Regions from separate parts of the Homo sapiens genome. Here all the other regions are linked to region 1. Evidence: chromatin contacts called from ENCODE Hi-C or POLR2A ChIA-PET data. All regions are on one chromosome and are shown on one strand. The core of a region is the stretch at or near the end of the contact, and the rest is flanking DNA. Distances in the headings are between cores, read along the strand shown. Region 1 has its middle 68 kb from the start of TMEM130. Region 2 holds the start of TECPR1 (tectonin beta-propeller repeat containing 1). Region 3 holds the start of BRI3 (brain protein I3). Region 4 overlaps LMTK2 (lemur tyrosine kinase 2).

What was found. Hi-C counts contacts between places; a loop is a spot of excess contacts on that map. ChIA-PET counts read pairs that join two places held with the same protein, here RNA polymerase II (POLR2A). Pooled maps may share reads with other maps.
Region 2: a pooled map shows a loop between it and region 1 (7-fold over the local background). The contact joins the promoter of TECPR1 here to the enhancer-like site in region 1. A Hi-C loop is called at or near these places in 4 of 50 pooled maps.
Region 3: a map of CD14-positive monocyte shows a loop between it and region 1 (3-fold over the local background). The contact joins the promoter of BRI3 here to the enhancer-like site in region 1. A Hi-C loop is called at or near these places in 2 of 168 maps with a recorded cell type or tissue (both CD14-positive monocyte), 1 of 37 single-sample maps with no recorded cell type and 6 of 50 pooled maps. POLR2A ChIA-PET finds 5 or more read pairs at or near these places in 1 of 52 experiments (activated CD8-positive, alpha-beta memory T cell).
Region 4: a loop to region 1 is called in a pooled map, with 14 times the contacts of the local background. The contact joins two enhancer-like sites. A Hi-C loop is called at or near these places in 4 of 37 single-sample maps with no recorded cell type and 4 of 50 pooled maps. POLR2A ChIA-PET finds 5 or more read pairs at or near these places in 1 of 52 experiments (PC-9).

The regions. Positions count from the first base shown.
Region 1 is chr7:98,800,836-98,803,621 of GRCh38, reverse strand. No RefSeq gene overlaps it. Among named protein-coding and RNA genes, the nearest start is that of TMEM130, 68 kb to the left of the region's middle. RefSeq lists a silencer at 547-596. Within about 2 kb of position 1,406, at least 6 of the 41 ENCODE cell types and tissues checked have a DNase peak (open chromatin) inside an H3K27ac peak, as active enhancers do; they include CD14-positive monocyte, where a contact is called at or near this core.
Region 2 is chr7:98,250,888-98,253,697 of GRCh38, reverse strand. It overlaps TECPR1 (tectonin beta-propeller repeat containing 1), which reads left to right and starts at 1,466. Exons shown (of 26, transcript NM_015395.3): 1 at 1,466-1,572; 2 at 2,150-2,304. It overlaps LOC124901706 (a long non-coding RNA gene), which reads right to left and starts at 1,339. Exons shown (of 2, transcript XR_007060448.1): 1 at 1,170-1,339; 2 at 1-814. RefSeq lists silencers at 1,180-1,279, 1,370-1,759 and an enhancer at 1,076-1,819.
Region 3 is chr7:98,280,285-98,283,116 of GRCh38, reverse strand. BRI3 (brain protein I3) reads right to left here and starts at 1,431. Exons shown (of 3, transcript NM_015379.5): 1 at 1,180-1,431; 2 at 664-766. The coding sequence starts at 1,321. RefSeq lists silencers at 940-1,279, 1,410-1,919 and an enhancer at 1,616-2,600.
Region 4 is chr7:98,130,797-98,133,496 of GRCh38, reverse strand. All of the region lies in intron 1 of LMTK2 (lemur tyrosine kinase 2), which reads right to left. Among named protein-coding and RNA genes, the nearest start is that of LMTK2, 25 kb to the right of the region's middle. RefSeq lists enhancers at 1-46, 606-1,106. Within about 2 kb of position 1,421, at least 18 of the 41 ENCODE cell types and tissues checked have a DNase peak (open chromatin) inside an H3K27ac peak, as active enhancers do.

The sequences.
Region 1 (2,786 bases), core at 157-2,656:
GGTGACATGCACTGACAGTCCCTCATCTCTGGTTCCTGGCTTGCATGTCTGCAGACAGCAGCTACAGTTTGGCAATGTAGGCAAGAAGGATGGGTCTCCCTGGGGTATAGCCTCTCAATTTATTTTCTTTCTTCCTTCCTTCCTTCCTTCCTTCCTTTCTTTCTTTTCTTTCTTTCTTTCTTTCTTTCTTTCTTTCTTTCTTTCTTTCTTTCTTTCTTTCTTTCTTTCTTTCCTTCCTTCTCTTTTCTTACTCTTTTTTTCGTTTTTCTTTTTTTTGAGATGGAGTCTCACTTTGTTGCCCAGGCTGGAGTGCAGTGGCATGATCTCAGCTCACTGCAACCTCCACCTCCCGGGTTCAAGCGATTCTCATGTCTCACCCTCCCAAGTAGCTGGGATTACAGGCATGCACCACCATACCCAACCAAATTTTTTGTATTTTTTTTTTTGAGACAGTTTTCACCATTTTGGCCAGGCTGGTCTCGAACTCCTGACCTCAAGTGATCCGCCCGCCTCGGCCTCCCAAAGTGCTGGAATTACAGGCATGAACCACTGCACCTGGCTGAGCCTCTCAATTTTCAAGGAAAGTCAGACTCTGTGCAGAAGGGAACCCCACAGGATGTGGTAACGAAGTTTGCATGGGCTAGCCTGGGAACCTGACTGTTTGCATGAGCTAGCCTGGGAACCTGACTGTCCACATGCTGTGAAACCAGCAACTCACTCAATCTGCAAGAAGACCTGGGGGTGGGATTGTTCTCTGCTGGGCTCAGGCCACATCAGGGGCTCTTATCCAACCTTGCCTGCCCAGCCAATGGATGACAGTGAGCTGGGAGGAAGCTCATTGACTAGGAAAGGGTCTCCACCTCTTGCCTTCCTGGCCTCCATATGGACCCACTGTGTGACCCTGACCAAGTCCCCAAATCTCCCTTGAGTGCTGGGATGAATAAAGCTGTGCTGGGTGGCCTCCCAGGCTGCAGCCCAGATCCAGAGGCTCCATGATCTCCCACTATCACCAAAAGGTAACATCTGTGGGGCCCAGCTTGGGGCTCTGGTCTCCTGGGAAGTTTGGTCTTTTGGGTTCAGGAACTGACTCCAAAGACCAAACTTGGTTTGGCTCAAATTTGGCTGCTTAGCAGGGGAGATCCCTTGGCTCTTGTGGTCTGGGCTTGGCAGCCCTAAGCTGTTCCCCGAGCCATGTCATTACTCTCACTTCCTCCTCCCCTTTCCTCCCACCCCACCCCCATTCTACTCCCTCCCTGCCACCCACACACTCCCCTCTCTTAATGAGTCCCAGGGAGATGCTGCCTGCCTTACATCACCTTCCCCGTTGGCAGAAGAGAGGCCCCGAGAGCCCCTGGCATGCTTGGCTCTGCTAAGCGCGGCCCTGACTCAGGGTTTCCATGGTAATAGCACTCGCAACAACAGCCTTGGCTTGTTTCCAGGGCAGATGACAACCATGACAGCCAGTCAGACTGCGTCCAGCTGTGCCTGCAGCCAGAGGGGACAGGGATGCTGAGTAGGGGTGGCTCTCCTGCCCCTCTCTCTAGAGCCCGCCCAGGTTCTACCCTGGACTATCCTACTTGCCTGGACAAGGACAAGCTCAGCATGGATGTTAGGATGCAGGAGGAGCCCTGGATGGGGACCCAGGACCTAGGAACAGGCCAGGCCATATGGTTGTCTTGCTGTGCAAATTGGGCAGGACTGTGCCTTCTGTGGGCCTCTACTATACTAGAAGGCTGGGCTAGACCATGGAGCTTCAGGGCTGTCTGATTCTCCCAGGAGAAGATTCTTGGTATTGGGGGATAGTTTCCCCTCATTGCAGGGGCCAGCATTGTCCCTGCCTGGAGCCTTTCCTTCCCTATCTTCCAAGGCTAAGTGTGGGGTCTAGGCCCTTCTCTGTGGCCTGGAGGGGGCCTGGATCCAGGTGATTGGGCTAAGTGGTCTCTCTGTGAGATCACTGGCTCTAACCAGGGAGCTACCCCTCCTCGGAGAAGGCTCACTGTTGTTCTGATGCAGCCCTGTGTTCCTGTAGACTCTCATCAGAAGGGGATGCACTGTGTTGCAAGGGTTGCCCTGGAACCCCCAATATTGTGACCTCTTTGGGCTGTGCTGCTTCCAACAGTTCCACAATTCTTAGTTCCAAATATTACAGAAGAAAAAGTAAACTAGAGATGGTTAGAAAGGGGAGCCTCCCAAAAGAGCCTCCTACACTCGTGCCATATCATGGCAGTCACTTAAACACACGTTTCTCAAGATCATCTCCTGTTGACATTCCACATTAGGCCATTTTGCAGATTTCAGCCCTCAGGGAGGTAAAGCATGAGCTACTGCTATTTCACTTACCAATTGCCGTGTAGCAAAACTACCTCCAAAGAGCCATATTATGATCTCTCATAGTCCTGTGGGTTGGCTGGGCTCAGCAAGGCAGTTCTTCTGGTCCCACTAAAGCTTTTCGTGTGTTCTAGTTAAATAGTGGTTGGGCTAGTGTCATCCATAGACTGCTCACTGTAGTGCCAAGATCTCACTTCTCTATGTGGTCTTCCTGGAGAGCACCTGGACTTTTTAGATGATGGCTCATAGCTTCCAAAAATTTAGAATCTAAGAGGGAAGACGTGGAAACTCACAGTCCTCCTAGCTCTAAAAGCTGAGCCCCAGTTGTGCCTTTTCTGCTACCCTGCAGACATAAAGCTGGTTCAAAGTGGGAAAGAACCTATTTCTGAATAAGGTCACACCCTGAGCTTCCAGGTGGACATGAATTTTGGGTGGGTGCTACCTCTGTCAGTCCGTTC
Region 2 (2,810 bases), core at 217-2,716, 550 kb after region 1:
CCCCTGTGCCTGGCTGAGCCCTTATGCTTGAGGGGGGCTCTGCCCACATCTCCAGACCAAGTCCACAAATGCCAGTCCCTCAGGCCCAAGCTAAAGTCAGGGTCAGACACAGGACTCCACAGAGCCATCCGGGGTGAACAAGAGGCTTCTGGGGGCGTTTTCTTCCACTGGAGCTGGCCTGTGTGGGGCTTCCCCAAACATGAAGGCCCAGGAAAAGCCTGTGTGCAACCCCAGAAATGAGACAGAACTAGAGGGGGAGCAGGAATAGGTCCCTAGGTCCAACCAGGTGACATTGGTTTAGCTCAATGTCGGGTAGTATCTAGCCTTCCATCAGATGCCCTTTTTTTTCTTTTTTGAGAAGGAGTTTTGCTCTTGTCGCCCAGGCTGTAGTGCGGTGGCACAGTGGCACGATCTCAGCTCACTGCAACCTCCACCTCCCCAGTTCAAGCGATTTTCCTGCCTCAGTCTCCCGAGTAGCTGAGATTACAGGCATGCGCCACCACCCCTGGCTAATTTTGCATTTTTACTAGAGACGGGGTTTCACCATCTTGGCCAGGCTGGTCTCAAACCCCTGACCTCAAGTGATCCGCCCGCCTTGGCCTCCCAAAGTGCTGGGATTACAGGTATGAACCGCCGCACCTGGCCGACATCTTTCTTTTTTCTCCTTTCTCCATCCTAACCTTGCCAGTTTTCTGCCAGGCGGGATACAGTGTTTTCAAATCCCAGTTCCATCGCTTACAACGTGAGTCGCTCCATCTCTGAGCCCGTGTTCGCATTTGTAAAATGGGAATGACGCCGCCAGCTCTTTGGGTTGCTGGGAGGATGAAATGAGAAGACCCAAGTAAAGCACTTACGTCAGTGCCCGCCACCCCGGGAGGACTCGCATATTACTATTAATATATTAGGCCAGCTTACACTGGGTTTTGTCACTGACAATAGAGTTTGAGCAATCCAGGGCCTGTTACTGACACCACACCATGCTATAGTCACAAAATCACATATGCTTCCAGGACTCCTCCTCGAAAGAGTAAAGCTTTAAGTGTAGTGTGTGCTCAAGGGCTACGTTTCAGTTCGATGGATACCAGGAAGACACCTGTTCCCTGCGTCCTCTCCACGCCCCAGGCCGGGCGCCCACACCCTGCTCCTCCTGACGCCGCACAGCCACGCACCCAGGTACCCTCTCCGCCACCCCTTCTCCTCGCCTGCAGGCGGTGTCCACACCGCCCTCTCCGCTCCTGCAGACCGGGTCCTGGAGGGCGGCCGGGCGGTCCACGGGCCGGTGTCGCGCCGCCAGAGAGAACGCGGCAACTCGCTTCAGCCGACTCTGGACTCCTGACCTGGCGCGACCCCGGAAGTGGGCGGGCGCGCGACCTCGAAGCCAGCACCGACGCGGCGCACCGCAGCCAATCGCACGTCCCAGGTCGCAGCGTCCTGGCGAGGCTGGCCAATGGGCACGGGGCCTGATGCCGCTTCCGGCCCACCCTCTTGCCCGGTCCCCGGGAGGGCCGGTCCGCTCCTCCCGGACGCCGAGGACCTACCACCGCGACTTCGCCCCGCCCGGCGCGGGCCCAGGTGAGTGCAGAGTGGCGCCCCAGCTGCAGCGGCGGCCAGGGCCGTGGGAAAGAATGGGGCGATGAAGGGCTGGGCACGCCGCCTTCCCCACCACCCCCAGGCTGTTTGCTCGCGGGGAGGGAGGAAGGAGGGACCGCACTTGTCATCTCGCCTGCACACCTGGAAGGTGCCGCCCCCGTCCCCTGCCCTGGAACGCCCACAGGCTAGCGAAGTTGCCTGGTGCAGGTGACGCCCCCATTCCAGCCTTTGGACTGGAGCCATAGGAGAAGCGGATCGCGGGATCCTGGTTGTTTTCGAGAATCACGCAGCAAGGGGCCTGCCTATCCCTCTCCCTGGGTATTGATGGGAGCAAATCTGCTTGTCGTAAGATTAGCTTTGGCAGATGGTCAGGGCCCAGAGCTCCGACATATGCTACTGGTGGCAGTGCAGGGGCCCCACCTGTCACCCAAGTGCACAGCACTGGGCTGAACGCCAGGCTGACTCAGGACACCTCCTGCCCGGTGGGGCTGGGCGGACCCTATTCTTCAGGAAAGAATCAACTACCATGCAAGTTCTGCTGCTTTTTCCCACCTTTTAGGACCCTGATGTCGCTTTTGAACAGCCCCTGCACCTGGCAGCCAGCGAGCTACTGTAGTAGGCATTGCCGACTGTTTGCATACCGGATGGGAGTGACAGTGTAATAGAAAAACAAGCAAGAAACCTTTTAGGTAGGACTCCTAAGGCTCAGAGGAAGTAAGTGCTTGCGGAGCGTTCTTTGTACTGTGTCTTTTCCTCTACCACATCTCTGTCCCCGCCTCTCTTGGGTGCTTTTTTTGGTCTCTGAAAGGATCTGTGAATAAACTGAGACAGAAAGGCAGATGGCTTTGAGGGTGGCGAGCAGACCTTCTTCGTGGAAAGACTGAAGGTTCAACTCAAATTCATCTTGTAGAAATTCTTGGTGAATTCGAGGCTGCTGATTTGGAAGATTTTCCTCCATCCCTCTAACCCTACAAAACAAACAAGTCCCAGGATCCCTGAATCATGGGGCTTCATGTTCCAACCCCCCTTTCAAGAGTCCTCTGACCCAGTGACCCTGTGTAAGTTGCCTGATCAGCTCACAGCCAGAAAGTGGCCCATGAGGAGCTAGGGGGAGCCTCTTGGCAGAGGCAGAAAGAAAGTGTGGCTGACCAAGGATGGTTACCGGATGTCAACTGTAGCTAGGAAGTGACGACAGGTGCCTGGGTCTCTACTCTGAAGGG
Region 3 (2,832 bases), core at 182-2,681, 520 kb after region 1:
CCTCAAAACCTCCACAAAACAAGCCTCTAGCTGCACCTCGGGGCCCTATAAAAACCAAAAAGCGTGTGCAGGTCCAATGCGAGGATATGAAAAAAATAACTCCTGCCTCAAAGAAACACGGGGTTTCCATCCTGGTCCAGCTCGTGGAAGAGCGTTTCAAGCCAACTTTGGATAAAGCAGCTCTTACGGCCGTCGCTTCTCCCACTGAGGTCTGTCCTGCTGGTGCACTTACTTCCAAATGCCCCTTCCGGGAAAATGAAACCTTCCACCACCTTCGACGATCAACTGCAGAGTAAACTTGCGGAAAGTGAAGGAAAAAGCAGACACCTGATTCCTTGCAAGTCCCAGAACAAAGACGAAAGGACCACGAGTCCCGTTGTTACCATTTCTACATCCCAATCACTTGGGGTGCAATGCCCCAAGATCTAGGAAAAGGAATCCACCCTTTTGCCCCCACAAAATGTGTTCAGAGCCAAGGGTGAGCGGACCCGCACTCTCCCACACCGCATTCGGGCAGCCTGTCTGTCCCTCCCATAAAGGGCTCTGGTCAAGATCCAAGTCAAGCCGGACCCACTCCCACAAGCAGAGCTGTGAGGTCCTGGGGGTTAGGGCGGGGGTCCTCAGAGCTTCCAGGGCCAGTCCCCAGGCTGCAGACCCACTCACCTGCAGACAGGACAGCCTCCTACGACCACGATAGAGTTGGCAGGATAGCGGGTGACGGTCCGGCTGTGGATGTTGTAGACCCTGGGATGGTGGGTGGGTATCCCTGTGGGCGGGAAAGCAGGTCATTAGGGTGCAGGGAGGAGAAATCGGACCGCCACGGGGACTACTCATCCTGTCCCCTCAACCTCCACCCCGCTAAAAAAGCCCCCGGTCTTTTCCACCCTCGGGACGGCCACCGCGGGCCTGATTCGGCGCTAATCTGCCAACAGCGAGCGCCTCGTGACACAAAGTTCATCTGGGGCAGGGATCCGGCCCCGCCGGGTTACGACGGGCCCGAGGACTAGAGCCCCGGGGGGGAGGCTGGCCCTCGGCGGCGCCGGGTCCCGAAGCCAGCCCGGGGACCTCCAGCTCCAGGAAGGACCCCCGGGCGGGCCCCACCCGCCTCCGGACCCACGTCCCCCGACCGGGCTTGCCACCTCGGAAGCCGCCGGCGGGGAAAGTTGGTTACGGGCCCACCTGTGACGAGGTAGGGGTAGGGCGGCGGCGGGGGCGCGGCGGGGATGGCGCCGTAGCCGTGCGGGCCGCACGCGTAGTCGCCCTGGCCGGCCTCCAGGTTGTAGGCGGGCGGCCGCTCCTGCAGCAGCGGCTTGTGGTCCATGGCGGCCCGGCCGCGCCCGCCGCTCCGGCCCGGCTCGGCTCGGTCGGCCCCGGCGGGGGACGCGGCGGCGGCGGCGGGGACGCGGCGGACCGGGTGGCTCGGGCCCCTCTGAGGCAGACGCGGGGCGGGGCGGGGCGGGCGCGAGCCGCGGGCTTCCCCCGCCCTCCCGGGCCCAGTCACAAGACCGGGGTCACGTGGGCGGCGGGAGGCGGGGCTCGGGGGCGGGGCCGGCGGGGCGTCTTAAAGGGGCCGCGCCCTCCCGAAGCCGCCCCGCCGGCGGCGCCTCTGCACTCCGCCCCGCCCCGCCGCCGCTGCTCTCTAGACCTCCCGTGGCGGGGAGACCCCCCCCCCCGCCCATCCCCCACGACGACCCAGAGACGCCCCATAGGGTCATGACCTTTAGGGCTCGCGGATGCACCCCCACCTCCCCCTACGCCCCGATCTCCCAGGCCGGCCGAGGTCCCCCTACCGGTGGAGGAGGGGGAGGGCGGGGCCTGAGAGGGGGCGGGGCCGGGTGGGTCCCAGGCCGCCCCAACGCCAGCCCTCTGCCCCTATGATCGCCAGCGCTTCCAGCAATACAAAGGGCACACCCGGGTGTGCACCTCAGCTGCGGCCTGCGCGGTGCTCAGCTGCGGCGCATTCCCTCCGTTTGCCTTTTTTTGGACAATTAGGTGATTGACGGGGGTAGTAGCCAGTGCTTACAAATAACTCCCCCGTTTGGGGACAAAACTATAAATACTGGGCACCTGCCGCGTCTCCTCAGTTTCCCTAATCTTCAGGCAGCCCTGCCAGGTGTTTTGCTTACCCCTGGAGGACAACACGGGATCGGGCTCAGAAGGGGGAGGGATTTGGCTGTGGCAGGTGCGGGTCAGAGCCCGTATCTAAACCTGGGTGTTTTCTGGCCTCGGGGACTGCGTCAGGCGCCCTCGTTGAAACATTTCCTCATACAAGGCTTCACGGGTTGGCCAGGACAACTTTAAAACGAACGATTGGAACGTTCAGGATTGCTTGCGTCCTTAGCGCCTCTGCACCTTTTCAGGGGCACCTGTATCCGTTACTGTATTCTGTCTCCAGTTTTCTCACCTGCATTTTGATATCACCTGCACTGTAGCTCTGGGACGACTACAGCTCTTCTCGAACCGCGCCTTTTTAATTTTTAAAAAAAAAATTTGTAGGGGGTGCTGGGGGGGCTCTCTTGCTCTGTCACCCAGGCTGCAGTAGAGTGACACAGTCATTGCTCAATGCAGTCTCGACCTCCTGGGCCCAAGCCATCCTCCCACCTCAGCCTCCTCAGTAGCTGGGGACCACAGGCACACGCCACCATGCCCAGCTAATTTTTAAAAATTTTTGTATGGGATCTTGCTATGTGCCCAGGCCAGTCTCAAACTGCTGGCCTCAACCAATCCTTTTGCATCAGCCTCCCAAAGTGCTGGAATTACAGATGTCAGCCCCTGCACCCGGCCTTATTTTTATTTTTTAATAAGGGATCATCATTCACATGTATATATACA
Region 4 (2,700 bases), core at 172-2,671, 670 kb after region 1:
GAAAAAAAAAAACTTCCATAAAATGAGGAAATCAAACATAGGCTGGAAGGTGAGATGGGTTTGCAGAAACCACAGAGAGGAAGTAAATTCTAGACTTGAGGAACCACAAATAAAATCCCTATACCGCCGTGGTCAAACTAGAAACCAGTCCCTGACACAGTTCCTGACTGCAGCTGTTAGAACCTGATAAAGAAAGGCAGCTTTAACATGCAGCCTACAGCACTGAGAAGGGCATACGTCGAGCCAGTCATCTACCAAACAACATCAAGAACAGGCATCACCATACATTTAGGCAGCTTTTCCCATCACAAATTGAGAGCAAGCACCACATGAGGTCTGGCGGAATACGTATGCTTTCCCCAAGACACTGATTAAAAAACACCCGGCATGTCTACAGCACATTCTGTGAGTTTTCATTTAATAGTTTTCAAAGCATTTTAATAGCTACCTAGAACTTGATTCAATAAGCAGAAAACTTGAGAAACTCTAAGAGGTAGGTACATATTATCTGTTTTAGAGACAGGTAATTTGGAGAATGCAATTTCTCAGTAATGACTCAAGGTAAGCCAGGAATACCACCTATTAATTCAACCATTATAACTCCAGCCCAATTATCTGATTCACGATCTCTAGAACCTCAGATGAAACTGGACCCATATGTAATTAACTAAAGAGTTGTCTGTGAAGCCATTTTGGGATTCAATTAAAAAAAAAATTAAAGGCCACAGATAAAAAGAAATGATGATCAATATTTAGATCCATTAGGGATTACAAAATGCTGGATATCCTAATGTTGTCATTCCTTGTTCAGTCACTAGTGGATATGCTTTTATAAAGAGAAATTTCCTCACATTTACTATTTGGTTACCCAGTGGTTCAAGTCATAAGGAAAAGGCAGACTAGATACTTCAATCTTTCTCTTTGCCAGTTTTTAAAAAATGAGTTGGTGGTTGGGTGCGGTGGCTCACGCCTGTAATCTCAGCACTTTGGGAGGCCAAGGTCGGGGGACCGCAAGGTCAGGAGATTGAGACCATCCTGACCAACATGGTGAAATCCCGTCTCTACTAAAATACAAAAAATTAGCCAGGCGTGGTGCCGCGCGCCTGTGGTCCCAGCTACTCGGGAGGCTGAGGCAGGGGAATTGCTTGAACCCAGGAGGCAGAGGTTGCAGTGAGCCAAAATTGCGCCACTGCACTCCAGCCTGGGCGACAGAGTGAGACTCCGTCTCAAAAAAAAAAAAGTTGGTTCACTAGCATCCTCTGGCAGTGACCAGTTCAGAGAGCTGCTGTCACTGTTTTGTGGTATCATCATGAGCTAATGGATTTAAAGCACCCACAGGCTTCCATCCGTTGTGGTTGTTCTGATTGACACTCCCATTGTCCTGTCTTTGGCAAGCAGGGCCTCTAAAGCGGTTTGCTCCCAAGCCCTCCCACAGGGTCCCGGCAGGCCTGGGTGGAGTTCTTGTTCCCTGGGTTGTTCCAGGCTCATCTTTTATAGTTTCTGTTTCAAACCTCCTATCAATCATTTCCCCAAAGAGCCCTGGTTTCTTTTAAAGTGAACTGCTAATGTAAAGACCTCGGTTCAGGAAGTAGAGCTGCTTATTCACTGCTGGTGTCACAACTACCTTAGAAAACAATGTATCACAGTTTTGTAACATTGAACTTTGGTACCCCTGTGGTCTAAGCAGCTGCTCTCTTCGGGTAATAGGGATCAGGAAACTGTGGCCACTGGGTGAAATCCTGCCCACAGTTTTTGTTTTGGTATGGCCTGAAAGCTAAGAATAATTAAGAATTCACGTTTTTAAATCGTATTTTTAATCCAAAATAACATTTTATGACACATGAAATTTATATCAATAGCTGATAACACAGAAAGACAGACATTATCTCCTGACAGAAAAACACATCACCACCTATGCAACAGTACTGCCCAAAACAAGCAAACAAAAACAATATCAAACCTGAATCTAATCAACCACCTAGATCCAAATGTCAATGTATAGGAAACATTATGAATAGCGAGACATGTGAAATACCACCACAAGAATGTAATCAGCAAAACACAGGCTGTGAAAAACACTTGGGGAGAAAAGCCTAGGAAAATGTAAAAAAGAAAGAGATGAAGAGAGGGAGAGTGGCAAACATTAAAAGACTTAAACGACCTACCCACCAATTCCAACATATGGATGTTATTTGAATCATGATTCAACCTATTTTAAAAACTATGACATTTCAGGCTATTGGAAATCTGAACACTAACTGACCATATTAAGAAAATGTAATTCATTTCTCCTTGGAGTGATAATGGTCATGTGCTTGTTTTTAAATGTAGTCCTTATCTTTTGGAGATAGTGACCTACTTAATGATGTCTGGAATTTGCTTCCAAACAGCACGAGGGCGTGGAGAAAGTGGACGGGGGCAGCATGAAGAAAGATGGGCTGCAGCTAATTCAGGCTGGGTGGAAGCTGTGTGGGAATTCATTACAGTATCTATGTCTTGCATGCTTGAAGCTTTCATTTATTAAATGAATTTAAAAGTTTAAATGGAAGAAAGCAGATATCATAATTTATAATCCATATTCTTGCCTACTCTTGATATGGCCATTAACGTGCTAGGGCTGTCATAATCAAGTATCACAAACTGGGTGACTCAAATAACCAAAATTTATTCTCTAGTTTTGGAAGCTCCAAGTCCAAGATC